Regions from separate parts of the Homo sapiens genome. Here region 2 is linked to region 1. A link is a loop called in an ENCODE intact Hi-C map of the cell type or tissue named here. Cell type or tissue: dorsolateral prefrontal cortex. All regions are shown on one strand. Links, peaks and the distances in the headings refer to the core of each region. The heading gives the core; the rest is flanking DNA.

Region 1 (8,605 bases), core at 3,995-6,494:
ATTCCCCAAAGAACATGACCCGAGACTGATTCAAGGGCAAGTAGCATACTTGGGAGGTCACCCCAGGAAGCATCAATAGGAGAGTGGGGGAGTGAGGCAGGGAGGAGAAGGCAGCCAAGAAAGGTGTGTCATCAAGCGGGTTACCATGGGGGCCACCGGAGCTGAATCCATCAAGGCACTCGGGGAGATAGTGTCCATCGAGTGCCTCAGTTTCCTCATCTGTCTTTTCATGCCAGGTCCTGCTGGCCATCACTGAGGGCTGCTCCCAGGCAGTCTTACTTCTTCCGCACCTCTGGCCTGCCCTGCACATGAGAGCGGGGTCTTCAGGCCAAGAGATGCAGGTGCTGGCAGCTCGATGTGGTGTGGGGTAAGGGTGGGGTCTGGATAGCAGATGTTGCCCAGTGTACATATCAACATGGGTAAATGTGGAAGACATGATGTTGAGTGAGAAAATCAAGTTGCTGAAAGCATGCTACTTATAAAAATGTTGTGAACATGCAAAACAATATTCTCTCTTGCTTATAGATGCACACAGCTTGGTAAGTGGGCAGAGGCATGCGTGGGAATGAGGAGCACCAGCTCCAAGTACCTTGCAGGGAGAGAAGGTGCCCAGTGGCTCACCTCTCTCTGTAATGATTCCTTTCTGCCTTTTCTACTTAATACATGGAGGTTTGATATTTGCATGGTACTGTGGGTAAACTGAACTAATCTCGAGTGCATACTGCTGGGGCTTTGCATATGCAGTGACCTGTGTCTCCACTGCTCAGATCAAGATATAGAACATTTCCAGCACCCCCAAGAGCCTCCTCATCCCGTTTCCAGTCTGTGCCTCCCCTAGACTTGTTGAATTTCTTTTTGCAAATGGTTTCAAGCAAATTCGGTGTAGTATTAAGATTTGCCAAAGCTGGGTAGTGATGAGTTTGTGGGTGTTTGTTGTTTCTCTCTATTCTTTTCTGTATCCCTGACGTATTTCATCATCACATTCATAAAATGAAGAGGAGGACTTGGGCAGATGTGAGGACAAGTGGTCCAGGCATGGGCAAAGCTTCCGAGGCTGGAGGAGTTTCTCAGGCAGCCCTGGAAATCCTGAGAACAGTATTGTGTCTAAGGGAGGCTTCGGAGATGAGAGCTGCTTTTGACCTGAGTGTTTCAAAGCTGTCAAGCCTTGGACAAAGGAAGAGTCGCCCTGGAGGGTCCCTTTCACCATCCTGCCAGTGCAGGGGACGCCGTGCTGCCTGGAAAAGCCAGTCGTGCCTTGGGCAGCAGGAGGGCTGGTCCCAGAGCCTCTGCTGCCCATTCTTTCCGGGTCACGAGCTGCCCATTGTGGCCTTCACACCGGCTTGTTTGCAGTTCCTCAGTGGGTGGCCCGAGCCTCCCATTGTTGCAGCACAATAGCGGTGGCAGAGCTCGTGTGAAGAAACCAGGACAGGAAGCCCCAATCTAGGCCAGCGGAGTGCGGCACTCCCAGCTTCCTGCCCTCCCTGGCTGTGCTGGGTGAGGCTGCCTTTGTCTCCCTCTAGTCTGGGGAGGCTGGAGCTTGACTTCCTGTCAGTATCCCAGGCCCTGTTAAAACATCCTCTAGGAACCCCAGTCCCTGTCCCCTCCGCTCATTGTCGTTTCAAAAACAGGATCCACAGACTTCCAAGGAGCCTGAGTCGAGGTCTCCGGCATGGGTCAGGCACTGTGCCAGGCGCATTCCAAACCTTCCTTTGATTTTCAAGCACCTGCTATTTGCTGAGCACTACATTTGGCCCTGAAGACGTAGCTGTGAACAAGACAGGCAGGGTCCCTGCCTTCAGGGAGCTTCCATTCACTTTATCCCATGACATTCTAAAAGGTGCTGTATTCCTATGATTCCACTGGGAAGAGTAAATGAAGACTTAGAGAGGCTAGTGCACTTTCCTGAGGTCACACAGCAGGAAGGACCCATGGTTGAAACTCAGACTCACCAGTTTCCAAACCTGGCCTCTGATGTTGGATTGGGGGTTATGGTTTCATCCCAGCCATGATCCCTGCTTATCCTGGCCTTTCCCTTAGGAGCTTGTATAGATTGCTTAACCTCAGTTTCCTCATCTGTCAAATGAGCTCCTAACGCAAGATGGGAAGATAGGAGTTTGCATTAAGAAGAGGAGGGCCTCTTGGCGGAGGTGACATTTGAACTAAGGCCGGATGGATGAGGAGGCTGCTCAGGGCAGAATGGGGGAGAACATCTTGCAAGCAGGAACAGCATATGCAAAGGTCCTGAGGCAGGAGTGTATTTGGCAGGTGGATAGAATCTAGAATGAGAGTGTGGCTGAAGATTATTTATATTGAGGTGTGTGGGAGGATGAAGTACTGGAAGATGAGATCAGAGAGATTAACAAGGACAAGATCATGGGGACCATGGAAAGATTTGGATTTTAAGTGCAGTGGGAAGCCATGGAGATTTTAAAGGCATGGATTGACTGATCTCCTGTACATATTTAAAGGGATCTCCCTGGCTGTGTGTGTAGAGAACAGACTTTTGGGAGGGTGAAGGGGACCAGGAGGGAAATGGCTGTGTTAGTCCAGGCAGGAGATGATGATGGCTTGGACTGGGGGGGTGGTGGCTGTGGAGATGGGGACCAGTGGTTGTAGTATTCAGGTAAAGCTGGTAACATTTGCTGATGTATTGGAAATGGAGTGTCAGAGGAGAGGGGCTGAGGACGGCTAGTGGGTTTTGGCTAGAGCCCTTGAAAGACAGAGGTGCCATTAAGTGGGGAAGAGTTCGGTGTGAGTTTGGGAAAGGTCATTAATTAAGTGTTGGACAGGCTGAGTTTGGACATCCAGGTGGAGACACTGAATCTGCAGCTGGAGATAAGAGTCTGGGGGTTTCAGGGGAGAAGTCCAGGCTGGGGATATAAACATGGGGGTCATAAAAAAAGGGGATTTAACCCATTTATGCTGGAGGTTGCAATTTTTTTTTTTAATAAAAAATCAGACCTTGGCAATGACCTTGAAGAGTAGGATATAAGTAACTCCCACAAGCTTAGCATTCCAGTAATGGAACACTAGGCATAAATGGGTTAAAGCCCCAAGACTGGCTGAGATGGCTCTGCACTCTGTGTGGACAGAGACGAAGCTGCTTCCTGTGTCTTGCCTTCCTCTGTGACTCGCCATGTGGACTGTCATTGCGCCCCCTCCCAAGAGGCTTGAGTCTGGGCAGGTGGCCGGGCTCCCGGGGGCAGGCATGGACGTGTCGTGTCTCTGGGTGATGGAAAGGATCTGACAGCCTTGTGCAGAGGGCTAGCCTCCTCTCTGCTTACCTGCTCCGCTTCCCCTGACCCCAGCACTATCTTGGGCTGTCCCCGCCATCTCTCCTGCACTCAGAGATCTCCCTAGACAAGCGTGGTGGGATGAGACAGGCCCCTGCAGCCCATGTCTTAATCAGCCTGCACCTGGGCTCTGTGACAGGGAGACCATGTGCTCACCTGGAGCAGCCCCCGTGTGGACCCCCAATCTGTCATCCATCTTGGCAGGGCAGGTGACTGATAGGCCCCACAGCTCCCCGTGGCCCTGTGGCTATGACAGCACCATGAATTCCTTTTCCCAGGGGTCTCCATGTGGCTGCTTCCAGGTTAGCCTACAGCCAGATCCCACATCCTGGAGTTCCGGCAAACCAGGCGGAGGTGGCTGTGGGTGCTGGGCCTCGGTCTCCCTTAGGTGCTGACTCTGCTGTCTCTCCTTTCCCCAACATTTATCCCTGTGACTCTCTCAGCCCATACGTGTGACCCCTCGGCAGCTCTTCTTTCTGCCACTTTTCTACCCACACCACCTGGTGCCAGGCCACCGTCATCTCTTGTTGGCACCATTGCACCCTACTGCCCTGGTCCCCCCACTTTTACTCACAACCCCTAAAATCCAGTTCCTTGCAATAACAGAGGGCTTTTTCACCAACACTTCAAAACTGGGAGACTTTTCTTTTGAAAAAAAATTCTAATTTCTGGCTTCATTAAAAACCACAACAACACCCAAATCCGAACCTCTGGTGGTCCTGGGCCTGCGGCCTCCCCACGTGACCCCACATGAATGGTGCACCCTCGGCTCCCGCAGCCCCTGTCACTCCTGCCCTGGTGTCGTCACACTCATCTACTGCGTCTCACAGAGGAGAGACGTGATTTGTCTGTTCCAAGCCCCTGAAAGGGTGGTAGAAGGACCATGGTCCATTCAAACAGTACATTCCTGGCATCTGCAAGGAAGCTTCTTGTGAGATGATCTGGAAGGATCTCTGAGCTATATTAAGTAGAAAATCCAGGTGCGGGTCATCCAGTATACGTTGCTATTTTTTGGTGTGTAAAGAGGTTAAAAAAAAAAAGGAATAGATGTGTATGTGTGTGTGTTTGTTTTTGCATAGATTTTTTGGAAGAATACCCAAGAAACTAGTAGCTGGGGTTCCTGTAGGGGTTGGGGAGGGACTAGATGGTTTGGGGCTGGGGTAAGGAGAGAGACTTTCTCTGTTTTTGCCATTTTTATTTTTGACTTTTGAGCCATGTGACTGTGTTATTACTCAGAGGTTAAATTGTAAAGCAAAGTAAAAAAAAAATTGAAAGGGGAAATGAATTAGAGTCTGAGAGGCGCCCCTGGGTGAGGAAGCAGGTGTGTATCTTTTTGGGCCAAAGGTTCCTCGAAGGCAGGGGCTTTGAGATTTTCTCTGCTGTATCTTCAGGGCCCAGTGCAGGGCCTGGCGTCGTAGGTGCACAGCACACCCCTGGTGACCGTGTGGGAGTGAGGGCTGCTCCAGTGTGTTTAAGGTGTAAGCAGAGCACGTTTTTCCTCGTCCTCTGCCTGTGTCCCTGGACTCGTGGTACCTCCCAGATCCTAGTTGGCATTTGAACTTGAGAGCCTTCTGTAGGGCCGTCCATGGGAGAGCTGGAGACGCGGACACTCACCTCTCTCTGCTTCTCTCCTCCAGGCATTCCTGCATCGCATCCGGCAGAACGTGGCCGACTCAGTGGAGAAGGGCCTCACGGAGGAGAATGTCAAGGTGTGGACGCTGGGGCTGGCCCCTGTTCTAGAGCATCTGTGTTGCTTTGTGCCTTGCTCTTCCCGTGCGATGCTCAGAGGGTGTGCATGCAGGGGGAGGCGCATCACCCGCTGGCTGCTGGCCGCCAGCTTTGCCCTGCCCCAGCTTGCTCCCTTCAGCCCCTGGAGGCCTCTTGTCCTGTGAGCAAGCTGTGCTTGGTGGATGTCAGCAGGAATTTTTAGCCCCGGGCCCCACTTTCCAACCCGAGACTTTCCCTCTGTGCTCATTGTGACCCCCCAGTCTTCCGGGCTCCTCGTGTCAGGCCCTCTGGCTTGGAGCCAGTGGAAAATCCTCTCCCAAGTGCCCCCGGGAGCCGGGCACCTCCAGTCCCTCTCCTGGCAGTCCCGGCCCCCGCTCCCGCCCTGGGCATCCAGTGTCCAGGCAGGGCTGATGAGTAATTGGGTCCAGTTTGGCCTTGGCCATGGCTCTGGGGAGTTTGAGGAGGAGATCAATAGGCCTTCTGTGTGCATGGCTCAGCCCCAGCCTGGCTCTCCAGGCCTGGCTTTCTGTGTGACCTCACTCTCTGAGCTGCCTTTCAGGCCTCGGGGCTCTGAGGGTCCTGGTGTCCAAGGTGCCCAGTATTTACAGCACACAAAGGACTCGGTCATAGAAGACATTCCCCCCAAACGCCCTGATTAATCTGGACGGTGGCCTTGCATGTTGACAGCTCTACACCGAATTATTTGCATAAGAAAGCTGAGTCTTAGAGATGTCAAGGACTTGCTCAAGGTCTCTGCATGGCTCCTCCTGGGGGTGGGGTGTGTGTGTGTGTGTGTGTGTGTGTGTGTGTGTGTGTGTGTGTGTGTGTGTGTGTGTGTGTGTGTGTGTTCATGCACTGGGATCTAAACTCTATGCCTGCATTCATTTATTCACTCATTCATTCAGCAAATATGGCTGAGCACCTCCTGTTTATTCCACTTATTTATTACACTGTTTGTTATAGTTTACAAATTATTTATTATAATTTTAAGCTGCGACTTATTACAGTTTATAAAAAATTACCTTTTTTTTTAATGAGGTAGAAGTCTCATACAGTAAAGGGTGCAAACCTTAGTGCTGAATGCAGTGCGTGTCTACGTACGAATGCACCAGTGTACCATGAAACCAAATGAAGGCAGAGAGCATTTCCCAGCCCCAACTGCCCACTCTGGGCCCCCCTCAGTCAGTCCTCCCTCCCTAAAGGTAATCCCTGGTTCCTAGTACCATGGATTGGTTTTGCCTGTTCTTGAAATTTACATTAAAGTGAGCTCTTTCGTGTCCCTGCCTGCCTCTGGGATTTGCCCATGATGTTGTGTGTAGCTGTGGTTCACTCTTTTTCATTGCTGTGTGGTGTTCCATTGTAGGAATGCAACACAGTTTACTTACCCATTCTCCTGTGGATGGATATTTTAGTTATTTCCAGTTTTTGGCTGTTAACAACTATTCTTAAAAAACATACAATCATGAGGGCCAGGCGAGGTGGCTCACGCCTGTAATCCTAGCACTTTGGGAGGCTGAGGCAGGCAGATTGCCTGAGCTCAGGAGTTCGAAACCAGCCTGGGCAACACGGTGAAACCCTGTCTCTACTAAAATACAAAAAAAGTTAGCCAGGCATGGCGGCATGCATCTGTATTCCCAGCTACTCGGGAGGCTGAGGCAGGAGAATTGCTTGAACCCTGGAGACGGAGGTTGCACTGAGCCAAGTTTGTGCCACTGTACTTCACACTCCAGCCTGGGCGACAGAGCGAGATTCCGTCTCTAAAAAAGAAAATAATAATAATAATTTAAAAAATACAATCATAAAAGACTCAGAGAGGCAAAGTAATAATAATAATTGCTCATTGCGGGGTCTGTCCTGTACATTGCAGGAAGGGTTAACAGCATCCCTGGCCTCTGTCTACGAAACACCCCTTTTCCTCCCAATTTGTGACAACCAAAAATGTCCCTTGACAATTGCCGCATATCCTGTGTGTGTGGCGGGGTGGTGGGTAAAATTGCCCCTTGTTGGGAACAACTGATCAGAAGGTTAAATTCTAAAATGTAGGATTGCTGGGTCAAATTGTATTAGTGTTTTACACTTTTAGATTGATGTGGGGAAACAGGGTATCTCATATATTGTTTGTGAGAGTTTAGACAGCGTATTTCTAACCTCCTTCCTTATTGTGTTTTCTTCTACCACGTCATTTTAATGAGTGCATGGAAATATACTTGTAATTTCAACATCGTCCTGTAGCTGGACACAGCAGTTGTGTCTGACTGTGATGAATGTCTGCATACTAAATGTGGAGCTGCTTGCAAGACTTTGACCTTGGGAATATTATTTTATCTGAGCCTTGGTTCTTCATCTGTAAATTGGGCATAACAATAGTTTCTATCTCACAGATTTACAGTGGGGATTAGATTCTATGAATGCGTATAAAGTTCTTAACACACGATTAGTCACTAATTCCGATTATAGTAAATAAATATTGGTAATATTTCTGTTATTACAAAGATTTCTATTAGTGGTAAACCAGTTCCGGTGTTTGAGAGTTCTTCTTTGACTACAATGTCACCCGCACCGAGGTTTGTATTTTTTCAGTGCTTGGCTTTGCTCTCCCTCTGAGCCTTAACGCTGTCCTCTGGCCTCTCTTTTCCTCACAGGTCCTGTTCTCGAACATCGAAGACATCCTGGAAGTTCATAAGGATTTCTTGGCCGCCTTGGAGTATTGTTTACACCCGGAGCCGCAGTCTCAGCATGAACTTGGGAATGTTTTCTTAAAATTCGTGAGTACCATGCCACTGCCCCTGGTGGACTCTAGTTTTTGAAAAGTGGGCTTCTCCCTGGGTCCCTGCCCCATCCGCCTTCACCAGCTTCCTCTGTAGGCCTGTCTGGGAGATGGGGTAGCAAGGTGGGCAGGTGGGCCCAGTCTGCATCCCTGGAACTATGGGAAGTAGGTCAGGCCCAGCAGGCTGTGGGCATTTTTAGTGACTCTCCTTTCCCTCAGCTCCACATAGAGGGTGGGCCCTCACTGAATGCATGTGTCCTGGAGTCCTGCGACCTCCTGGCCTGGCGGGGCCCCTCTGCCACAGTGACCATCAGAGGTAGCTAGTGGCCAAGAAGAGATGGACTTGGCATCAGACAGACCTGGGTTTGAGTCCCGGCTCAGGCACCCACTGGACAGTAAGGGTGTCTGATCCTGGGGTGCCCCGTTGGGCTGTTGGTCAGAGAGGCTGACGCTTGTTGCAATAGCCTCTCTCTTCCTGCAAGATTACTAACGCATTTGGAATTGTGGGTGGTAGGCTGGAAGAAGGAAGGCAACTGCTTTTCCATACCCTCTTTTTCTGTACTACCTGGGACCCCCCTCACAGACAGAAGAACCCAAGCTAGCCTCACGGGCACGAGATGTGAGCCAAACTCCTTTGCCTCTCTGAGCCTCTATTTCCTCCTGTAATTGCAAAGTAGGGACAATTCCGTATACCTCCTAAGGTTGATGGCCAGACTCAGAGGTAAAGCAATCGGGTAGAGAGTCTAGAGCAGAGCTTCTCAGCTGGGGTGATTCTGGCCCCCAGGGGACAATGGGCAATGTCCAGACACATTTTTGG
Region 2 (8,605 bases), core at 2,584-5,083, 90 kb after region 1:
TTACAGGGATCAGATCACCAATTGGTTGATACTGGTTATTTTTATTCATTTTCCTGGCTTGTCCTAGAAAGGGGTCAGTGTGTGTGTGTGTGTGTATATATATATATACACACACACACACACATTATATATATTATATATGTTATATACATACTATATATTATATTATATATATGTGTGTGTATATATATATATATATATATATATTTTTTTTTTTTTTTTTTTTTTTTTTGAGATGGAGTTTTGCTCTTGTTGCCCATGCTGGAGTGCAATGGCGTGATCTCAGCTCACTGCAACCTCCACCTCCCGGGTTCAAGCAGTTCTCCTGCCTCAGCCTTGCGAGTAGCTGGGATTACAGGCATGCGCCACCATGCCCAGCTAATTTTGTATTTTTAGTGGAGACAGGGTTTCTCCATGTTGTGTCAGGCTGGTCTGGGACTCCCCACCTTGGGTAATCTGCCTGCCTCGACCTCTCAAAGTGCTGGGATTACAGGCGGAGCCACCGCCTCTGGCCGGCGTCAGTATATTTTTTTATGTAAAGGGCCACTTAGTAACAATTTAGGCTTTGTGGGCCGTACAGCTTGTCACAGTATCCAACTTTGTCCTTGTGGCTCAAAAGCAGCCACAGATAATACAAGTACAAATACAAATGGCCGTAGCTGTGTGCCAATAAAACTTTATTCATAAGGTCAGGTAGTGGAGCAGATTTGGCCTGCGGGGACTGAGTTTGCCAACTTTTGGTCTAAAGTGTCTCAGCATCATTTCCTTCTGAGAGGTCTGAGCGCCTTTTCACAAATTACTGCTCATTGGAGTTTGCTTATGTTAATTGACTGTTCATATCCTTTGCCCATTTATCTGTGAGCTTCTGAGCTTTTTCTAGTTGATTTGTTAGAGGTTTTTATATTCTAGATATTTATTCCTGTTGGTTTTGGACACTATAGTTACCTTCACATCTGCCATCTACCTATGGAGTTGTTATCGAATGGAGGTCCTTAATTTTAGTCTAGTACAAGAGGGTCTTATACACAGACTCCTTTTCTTCTCTAGGACAAAGATGTCATCCTATATTTAGTTTTGTTAGCTTTGGTTTTACTGTTCATACGTAGGTCTTTAATCCATTAGCTTATTGTTGCATATGGTGTGAGGTAGGGATTCAATTTTTTTCCCCCCTGGGCAAGTCAGTTTTCCATGCACCATCTGCAGAATACTCTATGATCATAAATCATCATCATAGACTAAGTTCCTGCAAACACTTAGTCCTCTTATGTGACTTCTATTCCCTTCTGCTGGTTATTGATCTGTTTCTACTGCATTTCCACACTGTGTGTTACTATGGCTTTGTAAAATATTAATGTCTTTTTATAGCAGGTGAGGCAAGTTCAGACTTTTCAAGAGAAGTCAGAAAGCCAGATCGCTTTGTGAAATATCCTAATATGTTAGTGTTGGCATATGATTCCATTTTAATAGAATAGTGTTTGCCAAACCAAACGTGTCCATGGCCTAGTTCCAGCCTGTGCCTGCCAGTTGGCAAACATGGCTGAAACTTTCCCTGTGAATCTGACCACTGAGTGCACATCTGTGGATCTGCAGTGCTGGAGAAGAGCGAGTTCAGGGATGAGTCCCAGTACTTCCGCTTTCATGCTGACGAGGAGATGGAGGGGACCAGCAGCAAGAACAAACAGCTTCGCAACGACTTCAAGCTGGTGGAGAACATTCTGGCCAAGCGCCTGCTGGTAGGAGCACAGCTGAGCAGCTGTCCCTTCCTTGCCAGAGCCCCCTGCAGGCATGGGAGCTGGGCGACCTTCTGGTTATGCACAGGGAAGGGGGCTCAGCTTGGAGTACCAGAATAGGTGGATTCTAGGTGGTAGGGGGCAACTCTGCCAAGAAGCCAGGCTGCATCACTGGCTGAGACTACCCTCCTAACAAAAGAGATTGGGCTTGCAGGTCTCCCTTTCTGTTCCCTTGCCTCTCCTGTCCCCTCCCCGTACACTGTATAGAGAGGTTGGCCTCCTGAAGCAACTCATCCTGCATACCCCACAGCAGCCCCCATCTTAACGCGTGGCCTGCAGCAGGCAGTCAAGACAGAGGCTCAGAGGTTAGGTTTCTGGTCACTGCCAGGGTTGGAGCTGAAGCCTGACTCATATGAAGACGGCTCCATTAACTTCTCTCCCATAGTACTGCAGGGACTGCTGTTCCCTCTGATTTCATGCCCCTCACTGTAAAGTCCCCCAATGCTTCCCGTCACACTTAGGATAAAATTAAACCTCTCACTCCCCTCCCCTCCCCTTCTCTCTTTCCTCTTTCCCTCCCTTCCTCCTTCCTTCCTCTCTCTTCTTTCTTTTCTCTTTTCTTGTTTTCTTTTCTTCTTTCTCTCTCTCTCTCGTGCCCGTCCTTCCTTCCTTCCTTCCTTCCTTCCTTTTCTTTCTCTCCTCCCCTTTCTTTCTTCCCTCCCCTCCCCTCCATTCCCCTCTCTCCCCTCCCTTCCCCTTTCTCCCCTCCCCTCTCTCCTCTCTCCTCTCCTCTGCCTCCCCAGTGGCTAGGACAACAGACCTGCGCCACCACACCCAGCTAATTTTTGTATTTTTTATAAAGACAGGGTTTTGCTATGTTGCCCAGGCTGGTCTTGAACTCCTGGGATCAAGCGATCAACCCGTCTCGGCCTCCCAAAGTGCTGGGATTACAAGCGTGAGCCATTGCGCCTGACCTCCTGATCTCTTTTCTTATCCTCCAGTGCCTTGGGGCCTCCCTCAGGACCTTTGTACGTGCTGTGTCTGCTGCCTGGAGCATGTTCCTCCACTCTTTATGAAGTTTTGTTTTTCATTTCGTTCAGGCCTCAGCTCCGATAGCACCTTCTCTGCCCCCTTGCCGTGCCCTATCCCATTAAGTGCTTTAATTCCAACTACGTACACTCCCTGCATCACATCCTGTATTTCTTTTGTTTATTTGTTTATAGTTGGCCTCCCGCACTAAGCAGGGCTGGGCTTGTTTGTCTTGTTCTAGATGGTGTCTCCAGCACCCATGAGAACTGCCTGGCCCGTGTGATGGGCAGCATCTCAATCAATGTCTGTTGACTGAATGAGTGCCTTTCCCTGTATCCCCCGCACTGGGGAACCCCCAGACCTGTTTCTAGCATGCCTGCCATCCTGCCCTGGGGTGGGACCGCTCCTCCCTAAACTCCCTGACTCCACATTCTTGGTGGCTGGACACCTTTGGATCCGTGTGATTCGTTAAGCCAGTGGCAGGCACAGAGTGAGCACTGGCTCTGCCAGGTGCTGTTTGCGTTTTGCTCTGTCTCGCCCACCTGGATCTGGCCACTTCCCTACTAGACCTGGGACGAGGTCATGGTCCTGTGGGGGCCACGGTGGGGCTGGCCGTAGGCCCACCTCGCTCCCTGACCGGGTTCCTTCTGCCCTGGGCCCCCAGATCCTGCCCCAGGAGGAGGACTATGGCTTTGACATCGAGGAGAAGAACAAGGCTGTGGTGGTGAAGTCCGTCCAGAGGGGCTCGCTGGCTGAGGTGAGGCCCTCGGGGGAGCTGGCAGGGACCGTGTGCAGGTGGCAGAGCGGGGTGTCTCTCTTCACCCTCCTTGAGGCAGCCCAGCCCAGGAGATTCTGGAATGATCGCTGACTCCTCTTCTCTCATTGCTCACGTGGAGAAACTGAGTCCAGGACCCACTGTCTGCAGTGGCTACAGTAGCTGGGAGTGAGTGCAGAGTCCCGGGGCTGTGCTCCTGGTGTGTTCCACCACTGCCCTCTGCTGGACATTGTGGGGAGGTACAGGAAAAAAGCAGGTGTCTCAGTTTTCTGCAACCAGTCACAGTGGCTTGAATAAGATAAGCTCATTGCTGTCTGATGCAAAGCCTACAGGAGGATAGGTTAGGAGAGTGAGGGTGTGGCTGGCCGAGGATTCAGCCCTGGGGCCTTCCGGCTTTGCCTGGGGCGTGTGCAGGTGGGTGGGGGAGATGCACCTGCCGTGCTGGCTGGAGCCCAGCTTGCCCCTGTGGCAATTAGGAATGCTTTGGGCTGCAAGGAGCGACATACCCATGGCCGGAGCGGCTAGGTTGACCTTGCCAGTGATGTGAGCGGTTGGAAGGAGGCAGTTGTGAATCTTGGTTCGGGTCAGCAGGTCTTCATCTTTCTTCGCCAGGCCCTAACAGACATAAGATGGCCACCCCGGTGTGACCCTCGTGTCCCCACACAACAGGGTCAGGCCCCAGCAGAGTTTCCCCTCAGGAGGAATACCTTTCCCAGCTGCCCTCCCATGAGCTTCCCTTTGTGGCTCATGAGGCAGAACCAGGTCCCTTGTGCCCCTCAACTGCTTACCACAGACAGCACGCAGTCACCCAGTCCTGCTGGATCCCTTGGGCCAGCACCCTTCTGCTGAACACATTTGAGCTTCCTTGGTGAGGAGGGAAGGAGCTTAGTAACTGGTGTGCACGTCTGTCCTCTGCCGTCCCTACCCAGGTGGCTGGCCTGCAGGTGGGGAGGAAGATCTACTCCATCAATGAGGACCTGGTGTTCCTGCGGCCGTTTTCAGAGGTGGAGTCCATCCTCAACCAGTCCTTCTGCTCCCGCCGCCCTCTGCGCCTCCTGGTGGCCACGAAGGCCAAAGAGTGAGTGTCCCAGGGCGGGGTGTCCGGCAGCCCTCCCTCTCAGGCTGAGTGGTGGCTGAGGGCTGGGGTGGCATGAACTGTCCTGGTCCCCCGTGGCTGGGACCCATTGTTGGAGTCACACAACACAAGCTGGACCTTCATTAATTCGGCAGATGTTTACAGAGTGCCACTCTGTGCTTGGTGGCAGTTTGGGCCCTGGGAATCCAGCCACGTGGGGATGCATGCGGTTCCTGCCATTCATAGATCTCAGATCTAGTTGGGGGAGGAGGCAGGAGACAGACAATGTGCAGATACAGAAGTAAGACACTGAGCCTGTGCTGGTGAGCGTGGCACAGATAAGTTTCTATAAACCCGGGAAAGGGGCCAGAGTGTGCAGAGGGATGGCTGTCAGGGAGACGTCACTGCGAGTCGGGGTGAAGACCCGAAGCAGATGAGGGGGGAGTCAAGGGGATTTCTGGAGGAAGAGGGCTCCAGGCAGGGGAAGCAGCTAGGGCAGAGGCCCTGAAGTGGGACCGTGTCTGGCGCATTGGAAGAGCAGAAGGAAGCTGATGGGGCTGGAGCAGTGAGTGAGAGGGAGGGCTGGGTAGTGAGGTCTGTAGGGTAACGGGGTCCAGCCCTGGAGGCCCCTGGCAAGGACCCATGGGGAGCCACTGGAAGCTTCTGATCGAAGTCCTGTGGCTGCAAGTGGAGCTCAGATTGTCAGGGGCAAAGGTGGCTCTCGGGGGAGCTGAGGAGGTGGTGGCTCAGCAGAGTGCGAGAGCAGGGGTGGGAGGAGCAGACCCGTGCTAGGGGTAGGTACCGGGGAGCAAAGCATTTTGTCTTTGAAAAATTATGCATCTGGTTTTTCACTTTTCCCTTTTATTTAACACAGATCTTCTCTTGACAGGAGGGGTGGAAAGTTTTAAATATGATTATTTCAGTAAAAAGGCGAGCTGACTTAGGGAAAATGTGGTTGATCGATGGGTTGGTATGTGGAAGTGGCAGAAAGCACCAAGGTGGAATGTGTCTGCTGAAAGCTGTGGAAACACCTGGTTTGAGAGCAGGCTCCCAGCTCGGCTTTATCTGCAGGGGGGAATGGGAGGGACAATTGTGCAGCATAGGGTTGGAGACCTGCCTTAGACGGGGATGTGGGCAGGGTACTGATGCTCCAGGAGCAGTGACACCCATTGCCCTCCCTGGCAGGTGCTGCCTCTCTGCTTTGGGGATCGACCCACAGAATGGCCCAGACCTGCCTTCCTAGGGGACTTGTGTGGGTGTTTTTCTAGGGTCAGCACCGAGATGTACCAGCAGATCACTTCTCACCCTCCCACCTGCGATTGTTAAACTATTGACTGGTTGGAGTGCTGGTCTCACCTCCAAGGGTCTTAGGACAGGAGAATGATGGAGGTGTGGGAGGATGGTCTGGAATTTCTGTTCGAGGACAGAAGCTCCAAGGGCAGGCCAGTGGGTTGTGCTTAATCAAAGATCCTGGTGGCATGGGCTCTGCCTGATTGACATTTCTCTCTGTATTTGGGAGCTGGAAAGCCTGGTGGTGCTACTACTATTTTGGGCTGAATTTTCCCAGTGTTTCCAAGGCAGAAAGTCTCTGGGTTGGCACCGGGGTTATTGAGAGTGATGCTGGTTTTCCTCATGGCCTTTTTCCCTGCCTCTTCTACCTGGTGCAGGATCATCAAAATCCCCGACCAGCCGGACACACTGTGCTTCCAGATTCGTGGAGCTGCCCCACCGTACGTCTATGCTGTGGGGAGAGGTGAGTGGGAGCCTTGGGAGAGAGGGGAAAGGTGCAGAAGATGGTGGATCTGTCTGTGTGGCAGGAGTTCAGAGCCTTCTGAACTCTAGGCTTCTGCCAGACAATGTACCATCAGCACTTATTTTCTTTGCCTGATGCCAAGACTTGCAAACACAAATGCCTGTTGGGGTCAGGCAGGCTACAAGTGGGTAGCCATCCCAGTGGAAGACAGTGGGTAGTGGTGAGGACTATGGCAAGGTGAAAAAATACATGTTCACTCTGGAAGGAGCAGTGGCTCCTCAGCTGGAGCTCCTTATTGCCAGACAGGAATGTGGGTCCACTCTCACCAGACTTGATTTTCTAAGAGAAGCCACCAATGCAAATTTGGGGGCTCTGCCGCAATACTTCTATGGCCGGATCCAGCCGAAAGGCCACCAGTTCAAGACCTCTGCTTTCTGCATTGCCTATTCCTTGTGTGCTATTAAAGGCGTCACTATGTCTTGGAGATGGAACCAAGTAGGTCTATGATACTGGGCCCCCAAACTTTTTTTGCATCTAAGTGCCCCTCCCTTTAAAGTTTAAACATAAATTTTTCACTTGTGTGGTCATAGTTGTGTGTTTACTAGGTGTTCATTAAGAAAACGCATACCATGACAGAAGGTTACTGAGAATTTGATAATATTTTAAAGTAGGTTTTCATTTTGTCCTAAAGCAGTGATTCTCACCTTGGGACAACTTAGCCTCCTCTCCAGAGGACATCGGCCCTGCCCGGAGACATTTTTGTTTGTCGTAACTGGGGAGGGGGTGTTTCTGGCGGTTAGTGGGTAGACCAGGGATCCTGCTAAACGTGCTGCAGTGCACAGGACAGCCCCAGAGAACCACACAGAATTATCTGGCCCAAAATGTCAGCAGTGCCTTGGTGAGAAATCCTGCCTCAGAACATCTGCAGAGATACTGATAATGGGTAGTAATAGGTGTTCATAGGCAAAGACGGTAAAAAGAATAAACCAGCTGCTATTCCTTGAGCACTTACCGAGTGCCAGGCACGATGCTAAATGCTGCACACGTGTTAGCTCGTCGGATCTCCCCGCGACCCTCAGCGTAGGGATTATGAGCGTTCCCATTTCACAGATGAGGAAGCCAGCCTCCAGAGAGTGAAGGGACTTGCCGAAGGTTCCAGGGTCGGTCTATGGCAGAGCCAGGGTTTGAAGCCATGCAAGTCCCCAGGGGCTGTACTTGGCACCACCACACCATTCAGGCCTGGTATTGCCCCATGTCTGGGCAAAGCTTGACATTTGTTTGCATTTCCAGACCTTTCACATGAACTACAAAAAAAACCCTGGGTTCAAGACCTACGGTTTGGGGATTGTGGAATAGCTGAAAAACCTTGCCCTTGGAGTCTCATAGGCCTGGTTGGAATCCTGGCTTCTGGCCATTCGGCCTAGAGAGCATGGCTTTGCCTCTCTGAGCCCATCACGCTTTCTGCCAAATGCGGCCCAGTAGCACAAGGCGGCTGCAGGACTTTAAAGGAGACGAGGTTCTAGAGTGAAACGGGCCTGAATCGGATCCCGTTTGCCTTGCTGCGTGACCTTGGGCCAGCTACTACTTCTCTGAACCTTAGTTTCTTCTGCAAAATGGGAACATCAATCCATTCTTTGCACTGGAGTGTCAGAGGGCGGCTCTGGGGTGGGAGGGGTGGAGGTGGAGTCCTTGCGCGTGTCTGGGGTTGCAGTGGTGGGTGGTGGGGGACAGTGTTCAGCGGGCTGCTTGTACTTGCCTGGCATCCAGCCTCATGTGCTCCTGTTCCCCTTAGGCTCTGAGGCCATGGCTGCAGGGCTCTGTGCTGGTCAGTGCATTCTGAAGGTCAATGGCAGCAACGTGATGAACGATGGTGCCCCTGAGGTCCTGGAGCACTTCCAGGCATTCCGGAGTCGGCGCGAAGAGGCCCTGGTAAGTTTACTGGAAACCGGGGCCGTCAAAGAAGTCCTGCTGAGTGGGGGTGGGTGGCTGAGGGCTGTCCTCTCTTTAGAGAAAAGCCTGCATGTACCACTGGTTGTGAGTAGGGTGGAGCTGCTGACCCAACAAGAGGGAGCTGGGCCTGAGCTTTGTGCTCCCGCTGCATCCTTAAACCAGAGTTGCTGAGCCATGATACCCGGGGGTCTCGGTTTTCACAGCTGTGAAATGGGTGTGACCAGACCCTCTCTCCTCACCACATAGGCATGTTGGGCACATAGTCAAGTGGGTTGGGAAAGTGGATACTCCAT

The links. Peaks named below come from ENCODE experiments on the same cell type or tissue, not always from the same donor. Only the 100,000 strongest peaks of a DNase experiment are listed, where the experiment ranks them.
Region 2: it touches region 1 in a loop (13-fold over the local background); 7 of 110 quality-filtered maps call a loop at or near these places.

The regions. Positions count from the first base shown.
Region 1 is chr20:48,744,206-48,752,810 of GRCh38, reverse strand. It overlaps PREX1 (phosphatidylinositol-3,4,5-trisphosphate dependent Rac exchange factor 1), which reads left to right. Exons shown (of 40, transcript NM_020820.4): 2 at 4,931-5,002; 3 at 7,664-7,786. Among named protein-coding and RNA genes, the nearest start is that of PREX1, 79 kb to the left of the region's middle. RefSeq lists enhancers at 1,058-1,187, 2,790-3,385, 4,541-5,273. In dorsolateral prefrontal cortex, for the core only: no CTCF peak of the experiment used is centred there; a DNase peak (open chromatin) is centred at 5,460; H3K4me3 peaks cover 915 bases; H3K27ac peaks cover 2,500 bases.
Region 2 is chr20:48,653,047-48,661,651 of GRCh38, reverse strand. PREX1 (phosphatidylinositol-3,4,5-trisphosphate dependent Rac exchange factor 1) reads left to right here. Exons shown (of 40, transcript NM_020820.4): 16 at 1,591-1,733; 17 at 3,424-3,516; 18 at 4,464-4,612; 19 at 6,277-6,362; 20 at 8,155-8,291. Among named protein-coding and RNA genes, the nearest start is that of PREX1, 170 kb to the left of the region's middle. In dorsolateral prefrontal cortex, for the core only: CTCF peaks have their summits at 3,558, 3,759 (motif pointing left) and 4,595 (motif pointing left); DNase peaks (open chromatin) are centred at 3,731 and 4,731; H3K4me3 peaks cover 892 bases; H3K27ac peaks cover 2,500 bases.